2 separate regions of the Homo sapiens genome follow, and region 1 is linked to region 2. Evidence: read pairs that join two places in POLR2A ChIA-PET (ENCODE). Cell type or tissue: Caco-2. All regions are shown on one strand. Each heading gives the region's core, and the rest is flanking DNA. Links, peaks and the distances in the headings are about the cores only.

Region 1 (5,380 bases), core at 232-5,231, 1.7 Mb after region 2:
TGTTCGTTTTAGTTCAACAAAAATAGGATGAGTGCTACTAAGGGCAAGGCTCTCTGTCTGGGCACTATAAGCTGTTTATGAAACACTGATAGTTTTGGAAATTAGTTAAGATTTAAAGGGAAATTAAAAGCATACATGAGCTTTATCAGAATAGAAAACAAAGTAAATATGTGTAACACTGACTTTTAATAATCATCACACATTTGGTTAATTGAAACTTATAATAGCTAATATACCTTCTTAAAGGCAGGATCCGCATCTTAAACATCTGTGCCCCTCCCAGCTCTATGCACAGTACTTTGTGCAGAGTAACTGGCTCTCAATGAGTGTTTGTGGAAGTTCACAGTGATGACTAGGCTGGGTGCAGTAGCTCATGCCTGTAACCTCAGTACTTTGGGAGTCCAAGGCGGGTGGATCACTTGAGATCAGGAGTTCAAGACCAGCCTGGACAACATGGTGAAACTCCGTCTCTACTAAAAATACAAGAAAAATTAGCCAGGCGTGGTGGCGTGCGCCTGTAGTCCCAGCTACTCGGGAGACTGAGGCAGGGGAATTGCTTGAACCCGGGAGGCAGAGGTTGCAGTGATCCAAGATTACACCACTGCACTCCAGCCTGGGCGACAGAGCATGACTCTGTCTCAAAAAAAAAAAAAATTCACAGTGATGACCGAGGCCCCGAAACTGCCTTTTCATGAATACTGCGTAGTTTTAATGTAAGCTGTTTCTAACTCTTGTGCTTTATTTTTTTAATTAGTAATTCAGGTTGTATAATAAAATAACTATTAAAACCAGAATAATCAGAATGTCACATTCAATAATCATGAAAGCAACAATTTACATACACACACACACACACACACTGCTTAGTATATGTGTGTGCGTACTTGTGTATACGTGTGTGTGTGTGTGTACTTATATATAAAAAACACATTTATAATATATAGGTAACATTTATCTTAAGAGTCAAGCCCTTTCTAAAATGTCATCGTATTCCAGGCATATACTTTGAAAGTATACCAACCATTCTAATAGCATTGATTGTGAGGCAGCTCCAGATTTTTGTTAGGACACTTTTACTTCTTAACTTCTATCAAGTGTATTTCTTATCCATCTCCTTCCTGGACCAGGAAAAGATGAAGATTCTATTAAATAAATGTATACCATGAATGATTCATTGGGAATGTTATGTTAAGCGACATTGAACTCAGCCTGGATGGAATGAATACCTTGTAGACTTCTAAAGGCTAAAAAATTATTTTAAAGAACCCGGGAGGCGGAGCTTGCAGTGAGCCGAGATCGCGCCACTGCACTCCAGCCTGGGTGACAGAGTGAGACTCCATCTCAAACAAAAAAAATTAGAAAAAAGAAAACTTGGTGAAAACCTTTCCTCTTTTCCAAGTAATCTTATTTCTATCCCCTCTCTTATATCTTCAACCTCTTTCTCTCTCTCTCAACTATGCTCCCTTTACTTCAACAAACAAATGTGCACAGAATCACCATAATTGTGAAAGCACCTTCAGTGGACTCAGCTTTCCTGCTAAATGCAGTCACTCCCAATGCCCAGGCTAGAGTGCAGTGGTACGATCACAGCTCACTGCAGCCTCGACTTTCCAGGCTCAGGTGATTCTCCCACCTCAGCCTCCTGAGTAGCTGGGACTACAGGTACATGCCACCAAATCCGGCTAACTTTTTGAATTTTTTTGTAGAGATGGGGTTTCCCCACATTGGCCAGGCTGGTCTCAAACTGCTGGGCTCAAGAGATCCTCCCACCTCAGCCTCCCAAAGTGCTGGGATTACAGGCGTGAGCCACTGCACTCGGTCTGGTCTATTCTATCTTCTCTTTTTCCTTTCATAACCACACTTCATCAAGTGCTACAAAGTAAACCTTAGCCTTGACATGCAGCATGGGATCTCTTCACAGCAGCTAGTATTTACTGAACACCCACACCTATGCTGGAAATATAGACAGAATTCAGTAAGGAGCTTATGGTCCCTCAATACAATGTGATAAATGTTATGCTAAAAGTAAGGACAAGACTTTAAGAGAATGAAGAAGGTCAGTTACTCTCAAATTGAGTGAGGACCCTAGAGGAGGAAGTTCCCAAGATGATTTAAATGACAAAAATAAGAATTAACTAGCTGTAGAAGAGGGAGGTTCAGCCAGTTTAAGACAACCTGTAAATTCATTATAGCTGGAACAAGAGAGTGGGGTGAATAGTATGATATAAGGCTGGAAAGACAAACTGGAGCTATTTCACAAAAAGACTTTGTAGACCAGGCGTGGTGGCTCACGCCCGTAATCCCAGCACTTTGGGAGGCCAAGGTGGGTGGATCACCTGAGGTCAGGAGTTCGAGACCAGCCTGGCCAACATGGTGAAACCCCATCTCTGCTAAAAATACAAAAATTAGCCAGGTGTGCTGGTGGGCGCTTGGTAATCCCAGCTACTCAGGAGGCTGAGGCAGGAGAATTGCTTGAACCTGGGAGGAGGAGGCTGCAGTAAGCCAAGATTGCACCACTGCACTCCAGCCTGGGTGACAGAGGGAGACTCCGTCTCAAAAAAAAAAAAAAAAAAAAAAAAAAAAAAGACTGTATACTATGATACTAAGACTGTATACTTTAACCTAAATATAAAGAGAACCATTTAGGAGTGACATAACTAGATTGCATTTTAGTCTACTATTTGCTGTATGAAGAATGGATTGGGCTGGCAAGACCAATTAGGAGATTGTTTTCATAATTCAGTTTTTTACAATGAGAGATCTGAAATAAAGTACTCTAGGGGCGGAAAGGTATTATATCTTTCCTCCCTGCCATAAGAGTCATGGCCAACACTCCTGTAACAAAAGACAGGTTAACAAAAGAAAAGCATTACAAATTTATTTAATCAAAGTTTTATGTGACACGGGACCCTTCTGAAATGAAGACCCAAAAACCCAGGGAAAACTGCCCCTTTTTATGCTTAGATTTGATGAAGAGTGGACAGCCATGGAGAAATGCAATTAGACAAAAAGGAAATTATCTAATAGTAATTGAGTGGGGAAACCCAGTAGAGCCTGACTGTTCAGATTCTTCCTGCCCTCTTTGTGTGACATTCTTCCCTCCTGGGTACAGGTCAGGACTCCTTCTGGAATGTGGGTCTTATGATTTACTTTCAGTCGAGGTAGGTCAGAGAATTCCTTTCAGGCCAGCTCTTACACTGAAAGGTGGGGGAAGGTTAGAGTAGTATTTCTAGATTTTATGGCAGACTTTGGGGGAAAGGCGTTCTAGTTCCTATGACCTGCCTTGGGGAAGAGGAATTCTAGGTTCTATGGCCTCCCTTGGGGAGAAAGGCAAACCGGAGAAAGAAGAGCAGGAGAAGGTCAGAAAGAGATTTTGCATCTGAGCCTTTCCAGTGTTCTTCAAAGCACTCAGCATGCCAAAGTGTCATCGTTTGGGGTGTTATCTTCCAAGCCCCAACAGTAGAGATAAGAGAAGAGTGAAATATTGGCCAGAAATATTAAGATAATAGAGTCAAGAGAAAGTGTGAGTGAGAGAAGGAATCAAGGGAGACTCCCACATTTCTGGCTTTTCAATTTTCCACATGTTGAGTTAGGAATGCTTAAGAGTTGTCCATATAGCTACGCCCAACAGACAGTTAGATACAGAGCTCAAGGGGAAGATTTGAGCTGAATATATAGCTTCTCAAGTCATCCACTTTACAGGACAACTGAAACCATGAGCATAGGTAAGATTATAAGCCATGTGGATGGGGATATGAACTAGTAACCAGGAAGTCAATAGGTGATAGCACAGATAGAGTGGAGAATGACATATGCAAATGTCATGGAATCCTTCAAAGGAATGGGATTTTAACATAAGAGCAGAGGAGTACTGGTTCAGGTGTAGCATTGGAGAATGAAAAGAGAGCTGAACTCAACCACTGACCCAGTATTCTGAATGAATGAGACCAAAAAACACAAAAAGCATAAATTCAAGGTTGCAGGGGAACAAAATCTTCAGGGGAAAGTCAGCATTCATTAAGACCAGGAGGCAAAGCCAGAATTCTGAGGAAAATGAGGATGGAGCAAATTAGAACATCAAATAAGGAATGGAGAGATTCAAACGGAAAAAAATATCAGGAGACTGGACCGTGGTAAAGGCACAGGTGACAACACAAAAAGAAAGAGATGACCAAGAGGACATAATATGAAGTATTATTCACCAGTCAAGGCTTCAAAACAGAAATCCTATATAAATCTGAGGTTCACCCTAGCCTGATGAATGGTACAGCATGGATAAACTTTGAGCATTTTGTTAAGTGAAATAAGCCAGCTATGAAAAGACAAATACTGCCTGATTCCACCTGTATGAGGTACCTAGCATAGTAAAATTTACAGAGACAGAAAGTAGAATGGTGGTTGTCAGGGGCTGGAGGGAGTGAAGAATGAGGAGTCAGTGTTTAATGGGTACAGAGTTTCCAATTTGTATGATGAAAAGAGTTCTAGAAATGGATGGTGGTGATGGCTGCATATGAATGTACTTAAATGCTACTGAACTATACACTTAAAAATGATTACAAAATTGGGAGGCCGAGGTGGGTGGATCACAAGGTCAGGAGTTCGAAACCAGCCTGGCCAATATGGTGAAACCTCATTTCTACTAAAAATACAAAAATTAGCCAGGCGTGGTGGCAGGCACCTGTAGTCCCAGCTACTTGGGAGGCTGAGGCAGGATAATCACTTGAACCCAGGAGGCAGAGGTTGCAGTGAGCCAAAATCATGCCACTGCACTCTGGCCTGGGCGACAGAGCGAAACTCCGTCTCAAACAACAAAAAAAATGATTACAACAGTAAACTTGATGTTATGTGTATTTTACTACACATACACACACACAAATCAGCCTGGTGCAGTAGATCACACCTACAATTCCAGCACTTTGGGAGGCCAAAGTGGGAGGATCACTTGAGGCCAGGACTTCAAGACCAGCCTGGGCAACAGAATGAGACCTCATCTCTATAAAAAATTTTAAAATTAGCTGGGCATAGTAGTACATGCCTATATTCCCAGCTACTTGGGAGGCTGAGGCAGGAGGATCACTTGAGTCCAGGAGTTCGAGGCTGCAGTGAGCTATGATCATACCACTGCACTGAAGCCTGGGTGACAAAGCAAGAGCTTGTCTCTAAAATAATAAAAAACAAACAAAAAATTGGAAGGAAAAAAAAGCAGTGCATGCCAAAACCATGCGATGACAGAAGAATGTTCTCTCCAACAAATGGTGATGGGACAAATGAAGTTGGACTCCTACCTCATACAATATACAAAAATTGAATTAAAATAGATCAAATACATAAATATGAGTTAAAATGATAGAACTTTTAGAAGAAAACATACAAGTAAATC
Region 2 (5,380 bases), core at 103-5,102:
AGTAAAAAACATCACCTTTCATCTCAACATTAACCAGGCAGCCCACTAGTTCAACTCAATTGGCATATGCTGTGGTCTCAACTGTGGCCTCCAACTCAAGGACAAAGCAAAGATGGGTAGGGCAGTCCCTGGCCCCAAGGAATGTATAACATAGTGGGGCAGGCAGATTGGATACAACCAACTATAAGGCAAGACTCCAGTAAGGAGTACAACAGAGGCACGAAAGTAGGGTAAAAGGAACCCTTTCTAGCTGGGAGAAATGAGGAGAGGTTCCGGGGAGGTAGCTGTGATCCTAAAGTCAGTCTCCTGGTCCTATCCTAACACATCAAGAACAACCTTCAAAGCATGATGTGTGAAACACATACTAATTTACGAGTCATGAACTTCCAAGGCCTTTTTCCTTGGGACCTCAAAATATTCACATCTCACAAGAGATGGTAGAGTTTATCATTAATCTCGTTTTACAGATAAGTTGAAATCCCTACCTAACAACAGTCACAAAAACAACTGAAAAGCAAATTCAGCTCCTATCTACCAAAGGTTTTCAATCACTTTACAACTATAGGTTCCTAACTGTTCCAAAAAACATGCTCTAATGGGGGAGCTACTTGAACGAAGAACAGGCAATTTGATGTATTACACAGAAAAACGCAAGTGAAAATACCGAACAGCTTTAACTGTATTTAAAACAATTTTCTAGGTACTCTTTGAACATCTTCTCTAAACACAGTAAGTAACGGGCAAGAACAAAACCGTGACACAAGATACACCAGATACTTAGCATAAGAATCACGTCCTCTGAATCTTTCTTGACACATCCACTTAATTCCAGCTAGGAAAAAAAACACGTATTTTCTCTCAGTATACCCACTACAACCTGCCTGGTTTTGACTCCTGGCTCTGCTGTCATGAGCATGTGGCTCTGAGTCATTTAATCTCTGTCCCTCCATAATCCTCCTCTGCATTAAAATAACAGTACTTACCTCATTGGTGGTTGGGAAGATCAAACAAAGTAATACACATAAACTGTTTGGAACACTGCCAGACACCTAGAGAGCATTCAATAGGCCGTCGTTGAGTGTGGTTGTGAGGATTACACAAGATAACGCAGGTAAGAGTATTTAGCACTTAGCAAGTGCTCAATAAATGATGGTTCTATCACCTGTCTGCATCCCTGAAGAACTTTGGCCTCTCTGAATTTTTTATTTCTGGAGCCCAGCAAAACGCCAAGCACAGCGGCAGTGCTTATTAAAAGTTCAATGAATGTGTGGCAGGTGGCAGTCCAGTCTGACAGGTGAAGCCCATCGGCAGTTCCTGGTCGGCCTTGCTCGCACCTGGCACTTAAGAAGGCGTGCAGACTGCAATGACTGGGCAGTTCCTCCACACACCATCGGATTTTGCGTGGGGCTACCATTTCAACCTTGGTTGAAAATAAAATGCAGGCCAAGGCAGGCAGGTAGAAGTGGAAGGGATGTGGAGGTGGCGACCCGGGGTTTGCAGGGCAAGAGGAGTTGAAGGGGCAGGCGTGGAAGACAAAGGGGCAGAACAGCGAGGGGAGAGACAAGCGGGCGGCCGGGGACGAAGCGGGGGACCCGGCGGGGCGGGGCGGGGCGGGGCGGGGCGAGGCCGGGGAACAAAGAGCTGCCTCGCGGGCCGCGGGGTCCTGGCGACCGGGAGGAGGGTCAGGGAGAAGGCAGACCGGGGAAGGAGGGCGCCCGGAAGGCGGGGCGGGGCGCAGCCAAGAGGGGGAGGGGCGGCGGGGTCCAGGGGGATGGTCGGGCGTGGATGGGGTGCGCCCAGGGAGGGGGAAGAGGTGGAGGTGTTGGGGTTCGCCCAGGGAGGGGGAGGAACGGCGGCATAGGGTGTGCCCAGGGAGGGGGAGGGGCGGCGGGGCGGGGTGTGCCCCAGAGGAGGGGGCGGGGCGGGGCGCGGCCCGGGGGCGGGGAGGTCCCTTCTGGCTACAGCGATTTTATGCACCTAATCAGGCTCCTGAGCTGAGGGCCTTCGCTGAGCCGCTCTCCGAGGCCCAGGAAAGCCCGCAGCCTCCAAGGGTGCAGCAGGAGGAATGTCCCCTCCCCTCCCCTCCCCTCCAGACCTCGCAGCATAGTGACAGTTGCAAGACGAGCAATAAGGAGACAGCCACCCTGACAGTAATGCCTGTGGCTCCCGGGGCTGAGCAGGTACCAGTACAGGGGCTCCCCAGAGGCTCTTGACTGCCCTCCTGTATCTTGTTCCTTTCCATCTGCACTGGGGATGGTGGCCTTGGGAAAACAAAAGCAGTTCCTGCACGGTCATCCGGAGCTTAAAATTGGGTGGTGGTATAATAAAAAGTTACCTCTATACCTCTAGTTTCACACCAAGTGAGATAAAGTTTAGAAGAAATCTGAACTACATCCAGAAAATAAATGTTCTTCTGGGTGAGGAAGAAAAAAATTATTTCCAGAAAAAAGTTTGGAAGTCTTGGTCTCAAAGACTGCTGTTATCAATATCAAAATATCAATTCATGGAAATGAAAATATAAACAAAAACTATCACCATTTCTTGAACAGCCACTGTGTGCTCCTGGTGTACATCCTCGCACCGTCTTCACAATCCATTCAAACATCTGATCAGTGTCTCAATCAGATAGGCATAGATAGCACTACACTGCCGGCTTTGTAAAAGGGTTGCAGGGAGGTCCCAGGCCTCATAGAACTTGCAGTCCACCTCAAAGTAGGTACAATTTGCAAAGGAGGGGATTTACAACAGGTACGTTGCCCATGAGTATGCCCAGGTCAGTATATCTTTCCATTATACCATAGTGGAAGATATATTTATTTATTCTTCCTAAATATAGTAGAATTTCAGTCTTAACATCTGTTTCTACTCCCTTGCTTAGGAAAGCAAAATGAAACCAAGCAGAGGTACCTATATACAAAATGAAAGAATTAAACCCAACAGGTAAATCCAACTAATGGAAAACTGACGAGAGAATTCTGGTACACCCAAAAGAGAAAGGTTGAGACTTGCTAGAAAATTCATTAAGTCAGAGACTGTGTTCCTCAAGAAACAGTTCTAATGCATACCATTAAGTTCCAGTGATTAAATGTTGTGTCACATTTAAGTAAAATAGGTGTCTTCTCCTTTTAAGACATTTTCAGCAGCTGGGTGCAGTGGCTCATGCCTGTAATCCCAGCACTTTGGGAAGACAAGGCAGGTGGGATGGTTTGAGCTTAGGAGTTTGAGATCATCTTGGGCAACATGGCAAAACCCCATGTCTGCAAAAAATACAAAAATTAGCCAGGCATGGTAGCACACGCCAGTAGTCCTAGCTACTTGGGAGCCTGAGGTGGGAGGATCGCTAGAGCCCAGGAGGTGGGGGTTACAGTGAGCCATAATTGCACCACTGCACTCCAGCCTTGGTGACAGAGTGAGACCCTGTCTCAAAAAAATAAAAATATTTTCACCTTTTCATGTGCATCTCCATTGTGTCCACCAGGATTACCTTTATATTAGAAGAGGTCAGTGCTTGTCCTACATTTCCAAAGTAGGCAGAATGACAAGAGCTATTATATAAGGACTATCCCCAACCTCTTCATTTACAAAAGGAAGGGAAACAGCGTCACAGGTCACTATGCTGATGGCTAGCAAGGCCTAGAATTAGAGCCCAAAACAATGATCTCCCCATTAGTATACAGGAAGTTTTACCCATTAGTCTAACAAATCCCTGGCTTATTCACATTTAATTCTCTAAAGAAGCTCTACAAAATATAAACAATTGGAACCTACATTTATGTATGTATGGGGGGGATCATCAGTAAAAACACTTCTAACTGTATGCCTCAAATTGTTTAACATGAGTTAAACAAAACTTTTTCATCCTTCTAACAAAACTCTTCAGGTCTACCCACCATGCTACACAGCATTTGAAAATGTTGACCGAAAAAGTAGTCTAGCAAGTACTCTCTTTATTCACATGTAAGAATTCATCTTAAAAATATGAAATCATACTTTGTATGAACAAAGATGATTCCTAAAAGGCATGACTTAGTATCTTGGCTCTGTAAATTTTTGGAGTTTTGTTTTGTTTTGTTTTGGGTTTTCCATGTAAATATATTCTGTATTTTCTCTAAAGTAAACCAGTGCTTTGACAGATTTTAGATTTTTCCCCTTAACTAAAGGCATTATTCAATTTCAATGTCCTTGGAGTGTTTTATCTGGGGATTAGACAACTGTACCAAAACACAGCTGTTCCAGTTTTTTCTCCTTTATTTTTCACATTAAAAAACTCCCACTATCAGCCAGTCCAATTAGTTACTCACTATCAAAAGCCGGCTTTGGTCTTTCATCTTCTGGAAAACTGGATCCAAGTGACAGGGTGTCATGGAAACTGTATCTTGGGTCATTTCCTGTTTCAATTGTTTAACCACAAAAAAAAGTTCGGCTCTATCAGATGGAAATTAATGAATACTTGCTGTTGCCTTTTGAAGAGCATGCAACTAAATAAAAAAAGTAATTATCCTTTTTGACCAAGTTTTTCCAGCAACCCCAGGGAATACAGGGAGATCAATGCACCCAAAATGGGAAAAGAAAAATACTTCGATGCAATGAAACAAAGCCTTTTTCCGTTCAGTTTCCATAATTCAGTGGTCAGTTTTAAGGCTGCCACTTGGGTTTGGGAAATGTAACTACAGGTTAAGTGGTTTTAATTGCAGTTAACTTTATTCATACTCTTCTACTTACCACAAATTTTCAACCTCTCCTCACCTACTTCACCTAAATTTTGACATTAATTAGACAGAGTTGGTATTTTCCTTTTTAACCTGAAATTCCCCCACCATAAGAGAATGTGCAATAGAAACAAAAATTATAATCTAAAAAGATTTTATGCTGTACCTATTATCTGAAAACAACACACATGCACACACACACACATAGATGCATGCACATACACATACACACACAGAGAGAGGGAAAAGTAGAGCTTAAAGCTTACAAGCAATACCAAGCAGGCACATGTGTTTTTTAGGAATGAAGTCGTGGCTGGAATTCAGTAATAATGAGCCCCTCAGTGATCTAATGTACACCAGTGTACATTATGGATGGAAACAGAGTGCCAGACAGGACAATGGGGAACTCAACCAGTGTTTAATATGTTCAGCTCTGTCTAAATAACTGTTGGCAAAAAATGTGGAAGCAATACAACAAATCAATTTTAGGGCTCAGGAGGATTTGCTCAAATAAGACAGCTATGAAGTGTACATTACAGGATAAGTTCACAGCTCCATTGTGGGAAAGGCATCTACTTGCAATGTTTTCTGTCCTGTTTAAGTTGTTATATGTCTTCTCTATTCAAAACAAGGAAAAATCTCTGTTGCTTCTTTTCCTTAGCCTTTAAAAA

The links. ChIA-PET counts read pairs that join two places held together with the same protein. Peaks named below come from ENCODE experiments on the same cell type or tissue, not always from the same donor. Only the 100,000 strongest peaks of a DNase experiment are listed, where the experiment ranks them.
Region 1: POLR2A ChIA-PET joins it to region 2 with 5 read pairs; 1 of 35 experiments calls an interaction of 5 or more read pairs at or near these places.

The regions. Positions count from the first base shown.
Region 1 is chr1:62,776,164-62,781,543 of GRCh38, reverse strand. No RefSeq gene overlaps it. Among named protein-coding and RNA genes, the nearest start is that of ATG4C, 5.3 kb to the left of the region's middle. In Caco-2, for the core only: no CTCF peak of the experiment used is centred there; a DNase peak (open chromatin) is centred at 3,113.
Region 2 is chr1:64,502,091-64,507,470 of GRCh38, reverse strand. All of the region lies in intron 1 of CACHD1 (cache domain containing 1), which reads right to left. Among named protein-coding and RNA genes, the nearest start is that of CACHD1, 35 kb to the right of the region's middle. RefSeq lists an enhancer at 2,212-2,711. In Caco-2, for the core only: no CTCF peak of the experiment used is centred there; a DNase peak (open chromatin) is centred at 1,980; H3K4me3 peaks cover 1,102 bases.